Linked DNA regions of Homo sapiens: region 1 is linked to region 2. A link is a loop called in an ENCODE intact Hi-C map of the cell type or tissue named here. Cell type or tissue: psoas muscle. All regions are shown on one strand.

Region 1 (4,000 bases), 320 kb after region 2:
TTGTTCTCTCTCATGTGGCCCTAACAGGCTGGGGTTCCTGGAGACTCCATGGGGAGCCAGGCATGAAGATGGCATATACCCATGTGTCACTCCCCAGAACGTGAGCTGCCTGCCCTGGCACCATACACAAAGGGACTGACAGCCCCAGAATCCCAAGGGGTGCACCTATGCATATGGGAAAGGCATGTTTACGGGTGAGAATGGTCCATCGTTGGGCTTCAGGAGGCATCTGACCTGACGCACGCCTTTGTCACTTTGTCCTTGTGGCCTGTTGAAATGCCACTCCTGCTTTACAAATTCACCAACTGTTGCATGAGTCATTTCCACCTCAATGAGTACCAGGTCCTTGAGGATGGGGAAAAGTAAGCCACCACTGTGGGGGTCCTGGGCTCCTAGGTGCAGAAGAGGCTCCAGAAACAGGCCAGGTCGTGGGCCATGACCCCACACTAGCCCTCTGGTCCCTCACACGGGTGGATTGGGGGGCTGTGTCACGGGATCTTAGGATCTTCAAGACAAAGACCCAGGACAAGAACACAAGCCCACTCCCATTCTTCACAGGCCTCGAGAAATCTTTGGGCAATGAAGTCAGACTGTGCCAAAGCCCATGTTTCTGTCTCTCCAAGGCCCCTGGCCCCCACTGCCTAGCCTAGGTCAGGTCATGTGGGCAAGCGAGCCCCCACAGCCTCACAGCCCCTACCCCAGGGCCAGGGCAAACTCCTGCCCTGTCCCCCTCCATTCCTGCCCTCCCTCCTTCCACAAACTGCACCAGCTGGGGAGAAATCCTTCAGCCGACAGAATGAGGTGAAAATAGTGCAATTTTAGGCTTTGTAACTGAGATTAGGGCAGGTGGCCACCCATTCTCCCCTTCCTCAGGCCAGCCTCTGACACAATGACCCTGGAAGCCTGGCAGCCCTCCGTAATGGTCAGCATCCTCCCCTGCCATCCCCAACCCACACCATGAGCTCAGCCAGGGCAGGGGCAGCCTCTGTCTCATTCACCACAGAATCCACAGAACCCAGCACAGAGTATGAGCTCAGTAAATTCTCCTCATACATGACTGCACTGACTGGACCGGGCACATGCTACAGGGCAACACCCACGGCTCAGCTGGCCCTGGCTTTGGATCTCAGTCCCACCTCTTCAAGCTGTCCAGCGTGGGGCACATCGGCTACAGCCTTGCCAAATGAAGGCTTGCCAGGATGAAGAGGTGAAGACAGGACAAGCACAGTATGTGGCACACAGGAGGCCTCTGATAACATCAGTCCCCTTCCCTAAAGACCTGGGCAGTCCCTGTCACTGGGGCCTCACATTTCATGTCGAGAATTCACTATTTCTCAGCACTGATTTCAAATAAAGCCACCAAGAGTCTGACGAGGCAACATGGCAGAGTTCTGAGGGTGGAGTGAACAAAAGGTCATTTTTTACAGAAAACTCAGGATCTCCCCTCTGCACAGTGCTAAAGCCCTGTCTCAAAGTTCAGAGCCCGGAAGGTGCAGAGATGTGGCCCTTGGAAATCAAGCCCTTAAGAAAACAGCCCAGCTGTGTAGGGCCGGAAGCCCCAGGCTGCAGTCCTGTGGTCTGGAGGCAGCCAATATTCAGGTGAGAGATGTGCCCAGCTGCCGGTGGGTCCAGGGGGCACGGAGCCCCCACCGTCCCTGGCCCAGGTCTAGGACTAAGTCAGTGGGCCCAGGCCAGCTCCAAGGGCCACAGCTCCTCACTCGGGGGCCGCGCCGGAGCAGCCGCAGCAGCTGGGGCGCCGCAGGGACTGCATGACAGCCCGCAGTGGCCCCCTCCGGCCCTCCACAGACAGGCTGTCCTCGCTGGCGGGCGCCCGCTGCAGCTGCTCAAACTGCATCTCCAGGTGCTTCTGGATGGCCACACCGAGCACCTCCAGGTCCACCGCAGCTCCGTACACCTCCCATGTCATGCCCTCAGCATCCCATCGCACATCCCGCACAGGGGACGGCACCTCCTCCAGGCTGGACCCCAGAGTTACCTCTGGGAACACATGCAGGGCTGCAGGCGCTTCCAGGGACGGACTGGTGGCCACAGCCTTGCAGGCCGCCACTGGGGCCGCCTGCACACCAGCATCCTGGGCTGACAGCGGGGATGCCTCTGCAGGGGCCAAGTCATTGGCTGAGGTCATGGTCCACACATCTTTGGTCCTAGAGCCAGGCTCTGGGACTAACCCAGCGGGACCCCAAAGGTGGGCACAGCAATGGGAATGCCCAGGGAGCCCCCCAGACAACCTACAGTGGATCTTCACCCCATGCTGAGCCTGCAGCCCAGACTCGCTCACTGACGCCACTAGTTTGGGAAAGGCCAGGATCCCTGTGGCAGGTAGGGCATGGCAGCAGCCACCAGCCCTCACCTCCCTCATGCCACAGAGTAGAGCAGCTGGGGGCAGAGCATGGCAGGTGGTGGTAGCCAGCTGTTCAGCAGCTTTGGGCTCAGCCTGGGCACTGCTGCTGTGGGCAGTTGTGTCCCCCAGGTCTAGTGGTGGCACTGACAACTGACTCGCCCCCAGCATCCAGGCTGAGTTAGAAGTCTCATCCTCAGGAGCCAGGTCCCTTTCCAGGCCTGCAGGGGCCTGGCCACCCTGGCCAGAAGTACCACCTGGCTGCAGCTGAGCCCTGTGGACAGGGCTGCTGCCAAGGGCTGAGCAGCTGAGACTGGCCTTCCGAGCACCACTGTGTCCCCGCATCTGGGTGCTACGGACCAGGTCTGAATGGCTCCTCTGCATAGCAGCAGCACTAGGGGCCCGCAGGCGACACAGGTCACTGCCGCCCATGGTGGACACATTGCCCACAGTGCTGCTCCACCAGTGGCCTCCAGCACTGGGTCGCGCCTTGGGGCCAGAGGCCCGTGCTGGCTTCATGCTCTCAGGCGGGTTCCCCTCTTCCTCCGGGGCCTGGGGTCTGGTGCTGGCCTCGCCCAGCTGGGCCTGCCACACGGTGCTGCTGGCAGTCTTGCGGAGCTCTGGCCTCTGTTCCCGGCCTTCACCCAGCAGGCTGGAAGAGCTCTGGGACAGGGGCTGAAGGCGGGGGCTCAGGGGTGCCCAGGGACCCGGCTCGGGGCGGCTGGAGCTCATGGCTGCCTGCAGAAGAGAGAAAGGGAGGGAGTGGAGTTGAGTTGGGTGGCAGCACCTAAGCCGATTCTACTATGAACTCCCACAGTGCTAGGTTCACCAGGGAGCCACCTTCAGTCCCAGCCTGCCTGACTGGTCAGAACCATATGCAAGGCAGTGAGTGACAAGACACCAGACACTTCAAATCAAGGTCATCTCACATTAGACACAAGGATGACACTGCAAATTATCTCATCATCAGTCTCAAGCAGTTAGAATCTGCCCTAGGGTGGGGTCCTGGAGGCCGCCACTCTATCAGCTCTCAACTCTTTACTGGCTGGTTTGTGTGGGAGGGGAAGGGAGAGAGCCAAATCTGCTGGGGCTTTGGGGGTGAAACTGCAGCCCTAGGGGGTGGGGCTGTGGGATAACAGCTCTTGGTCAACCAGCACGGAAGCACTATGGCCTCTTAACGGGCACAGCTGGACAGGCCAATACTGGGCTACTTCCTCCTGGGACTGGCAGTATCCAACTCACTGTGGACAGGGTCTCCTTGGTACAGAGTGGGAGCTCAGAGAAAGTTCACAGGACGAGGGAGCAATGACCAGAGGACACTGAGAATCACCCTGGGCTTCCACAACCACCCCCATCCTCCTTGGCCTAGCCTTGCTGAGCTGGCATGTCTCTGGGGTTCCCTGACTCCTACCTCTAGCTCCAGGGGCAAGGAGAGGCCCCATGCATCAGCTTTTTCCATGAGGGACTCATTCAGCATCTGGTCATTGATTCCACAGCATCTCCTGAGCCCCTACTGCGTGCCCAGCTGTAGGGCTAGGGAACATGGGATTCATTCAGACCTTTCTGTACCCCTGGGGACGGTGCAGCAGTGAGATAAGATGCCCACCCAGTACCATCAATCAGACCTATCCTGCCTGACAT
Region 2 (4,000 bases):
CAGCCATCTGGGAGGGCCTGGTGGTTCAGCTCCCAACTGCGGAAGGGGGCAACCTGGGGAAGTGCACAGGGCTCTGGACTAGAGCCAGAAGACTCAGCTGCTAAAGCCCAGCCCAGCCCTCCTACACTTTCCTACACTTCAACCCACCTGATGCCTCCTCTCTTGGAGGCTCGAGCCCCTGGTGGTGGGTGTGGGGTGGGGGATCTAAGGGCTCACCTTGTCACTAGGCAGTCCCTGTCCCAATCACCTCCATGCCTTTTTGCTGGGGCTTGTGGGTTGACAGTTGAAGTTTCAGGACCCCAGGAAAAGTGCCTTAAATAACACATTCCTGCAAACGGATAGCCATTTATTTTCCCATTGATTGGAGATGGTTGCGGTAGCACATCCTATGTGGGTCTGGTTCCTGCCGTTATTCTCTCCCTCACCATGGTGTTCCCCAGAGGACTCCCTAACAAAAGAAACCTCCTACGTGTACATTTTCCTCTCCAGTCTGTTTCTAAGCCCCTGTGAGGAGTTCAGCTAATACAGGTGTGCAGACTGGGTGTGCACATCTGCCTCCAAAAGTCCCACCAGGGTCTTGCCATGAAGGGAGCCTTCCCTGGTAGGTTAGGAAAACCAGTAGGAGAGCTAAAGCTCCAGGGTCCTTGCCCTCAGTGATTGGTGCCCTAGCGGGGACTGGGCACTGTCCACAAATCTATCCCCAACTCCTTCTTGGATGCACAGCTACTAAATTGTAGCCTCCCCTGCAGCTCAGCGGGCTGTGTCTGAGCTCATGGCAGTGGCAGGTGCACATGCCTGTCACCCAGCCTAGCCCTGCTCCTTCTGTCTGGCTGATAAGAAGCTGATCTCAAAAGAATGCTCTTGCCTGGCAGAGCTTCCCCTGCATATTGAGGTCCCTGAATGACCAACGGAGGCCTGCAGTGCCCCTGGGGGCCTGGACCCTCTCTGTGCCATCCCAGGGGTGAGCAGTGCCCTGGCTTCTTGTGAGCTTCCATGTGGGGCTACTCGTTACCTCACCTGCTCTGGCTCATTCCAGCTCTACAGGGGTGCTTAACGTGACATCCATTGGACTCTCAGAAATGTGTGTTCTTATAGTTCTGGTCTAAAATAAGGAATAAAAATTGCCCACCGTGTTCCCTTTTGTACACTTTGGTTTTGGGCAGCTCTGATGTGAGACTTGTTTTCTGAAATTATGCTGCCCCTCCCCCGAGGAGGGGGCAATGGAACAGTGGCAGCCAAGGAGTAGAAGTAGTTAGTTGGCACCTCTCAGGCATCAAAAGAGTGAGTAAATACTAACACTTCAAACAGATCCTCTAGGAGAGCACGCTGAAATTCACCAGAGACATGATGGGAATCAGACAGCAGAGGAGAGGGAAGCCTGCCGAGCTGGGACCCCCATGGAGCGGAAAGGGGCTCCCTAACACAGGGAAGAGGTGAGCAAGTGAGAGAACCCTGAAATTTCACAACTCCACCATGGACCTTCACAATCCTAGTCACAGGGAGCCCTCTCATTGCCCCCGGGCCTCCAGATGAACACAGGGAGCCTGCTGGAGACTGTGCAGAGGCACTGCTCAAGCCTACATGGATCCCACAGGCTTTTCATCCCTGATCTGCCTGGTGCAGCTGCTGCTGCCTGCCATGGAGGGGAACTGGGCACTTTCGTGTGCCCCAAAGACAGATACTGCAGCTGTGGTAAGGAGGAGTGGGTAGACAAGGCTTCCCTCTGCTGCTCCTCTCTGCCAAACGGGACTTGCCTGCTTTGGTGACAGGCTGCCAGTGCCACCGCCCACCCCTGACTGAGCATGACAGCCACAGCTCACTGTTCCCCTGAGAACCCAACCCCCAGAGGCTGCCCATTAGCCCGTTCCACCACAGGCTTGCCTCTGCTGCCCCAGGCCAGGAAGGGAGCAGGAAGGTCAGGCACCTTCCTGAGCTCCTAACAGCAAAATCCAGCTTTGGGAGAGAAGTGCAAGTGGACCATGAGCCCAACAACTATCATTGCTCATTGCCCCAGCTGAAGATTCCTGCCCTCCTGGGTGAACGGTGCACAGCACAGCCACCCTGCTATGCCTGAACATTGCAGCTGTGGCCTGGAGCCCTTCGGAAAGCCCAGCCCCCACAGTCCTGTGATCTGTTCTCAGGCTCCAGGGGATCAGCCCACCCCTCCCTATCACAGCCAGCACCTGAACTCTGGGCTGACTAGATCCTGGTCCAGCCACATCAGGACTCCTACATGCCATCTAGTGGGTCACTGAGAGGTGTGGGAGTTGGGGAATTACCTAGCCCAGTCCAACATCGCTGGCACCTGACTACCCTCTGGACCTGAGTTTGGGCCCACCCAAGCAGCCAACACTAGCCATGACTCCCACCCACATGGCTGACAGGCAGAGCCATTCTCCCTCTCTCCATGGGGTGGCGGCATTACCACATTGGAGAACAGGCGAGCCATACAACTGCCTGCATTGGGCTGAGTGAAGAATTTCCACCCTGAAGCCACTCCTGCGGAGAGGCACAGGACAGGCATTTTCCACGTCTCTCAGCCACACTGTGGCCTGCAGATAGACCACAGTGTGCATCTGAACTGAGACACCAGCCCCAGAACAGGGGTGTGATAGGGAAGCAGATTGCATTCCTGCCTATCTAGACGTGGAGCCAGTGCAGCCCCCTCATCCCACCACAGAGACCTCTGTGCATGTCATCAGGAGCTCCCCCAGCCACCCCTATCATGGCTGGTGCCTACGCTTATCATTTGGGGTATTTGTGGGAAAGCCAGGGTTCCAGCTCTGCCCAGCTGCAACCTCTCTTCCACCCTCCCAACCTACTCTTAGCAGGAAGCTCAGGGAACCTGGCATTCTGCTGTCCAGTCCATCAGCTGAAACAATAGAGAGCACCTCAGTGAGCAAAGGTCAGATATACACCCATGCGCTTATGCCACAGCCAGTAGTTAGTGAGAATCTCTCAGGCATCAAAATAGTGAGTAAATACTAACACTTCAAATAGATCCTTTAAGAGAGCATGCTGAAATTCACCAGAGACATGACAGGAATCACAGACAGCAGAGGAGAGTAAAGCCTGCACAGCTGGGACCCCCATGGAGCGAAAAGAGGTTCCCTAACACAGAAGTGCCCCCTACTGGCCTGCAGGTTGAACTGCACAGCCCAATAAAAAACAGAAGTGCACAGGGCTGCAGGAGAAAGGCCATAACCCCTACAGTGACACCCTCAAGGCGGGGGGAGGGAGAGATAACAGAGAAAATATCCCACATAAATGAAAATAAATTTGAACATAAGAAGTGTCAGCTCCTCCAGATGAGAAGGAACCAGTGTAAAAATTCTAGCACCATGAAAGATCTGAATGTTGTGACAACATCAAATAATCACACTAGCTCTCCAGCAATGAGCCCCAACGAAAATGAAAACCCCAAAATTACAGATAAAGAATTAAATGTATGGATTGCAGGGAAGGTAAATGAGAGCCAAGAGAAAGTTGAAAACTAACACAAAGAAACCATGAAAGCAAACCAGGAAATGAAGGAAGAGATAAATACCTTTAAAACAACAACAGAACTTCCGGAAATAAAAAATACACTTAAAGAATTTCAAAATACAGTTAAAAGCTTTAATGATCCAAGCAGAAGAAAAAATTTTCAGATCTTGAAGACTGGTATTTTGTTAACATAGTCAGACAAAAATATAGAAAAATGAATTTTAAAAAAGAACAAATAAAGATGGGATTTTCACCAAACCTATAACTTATAGACATTCCTGAGAGAAAATAAGAAAAAGTAAGCAAAGCTGGAAAACATATCTGGGGGAATAATTCAGGAAAATTTCCTTAATCTTTCTAGAGAGGTAGACTTCAAAATATAAGAAACTCAGAATACACCTATAATTTACAGAATGGGAGAACATATTTGCAAATTATGCTTCCAACAAAGGACTAATATCCAGAATATATAAGGAAGTCAAACAACTAAACAGAAAAAACCAAAGAACTTCAT

Evidence for each region. A loop is a pair of places that touch in the nucleus more often than their neighbours do. Peaks named below come from ENCODE experiments on the same cell type or tissue, not always from the same donor. Only the 100,000 strongest peaks of a DNase experiment are listed, where the experiment ranks them.
Region 1: a loop joins it to region 2, with 2.8 times the contacts of the local background. A loop is called at or near these places in 9 of 110 quality-filtered maps.

What each region holds. Positions count from the first base shown.
Region 1 is chr10:46,547,646-46,551,645 of GRCh38, forward strand. It overlaps GPRIN2 (G protein regulated inducer of neurite outgrowth 2), which reads right to left. Exons shown (of 3, transcript NM_001385282.1): 3 at 1-3,097. The coding sequence starts at 3,091. The coding sequence ends at 1,715. Among named protein-coding and RNA genes, the nearest start is that of GPRIN2, 7.0 kb to the right of the region's middle. In psoas muscle, no CTCF peak of the experiment used is centred here; DNase peaks (open chromatin) are centred at 1,886 and 2,876.
Region 2 is chr10:46,226,319-46,230,318 of GRCh38, forward strand. It overlaps the pseudogene ANTXRLP1. Among named protein-coding and RNA genes, the nearest start is that of ANTXRL, 59 kb to the right of the region's middle. RefSeq lists an enhancer at 2,063-2,717. In psoas muscle, CTCF peaks have their summits at 2,411 and 3,119 (motif pointing left); a DNase peak (open chromatin) is centred at 2,423.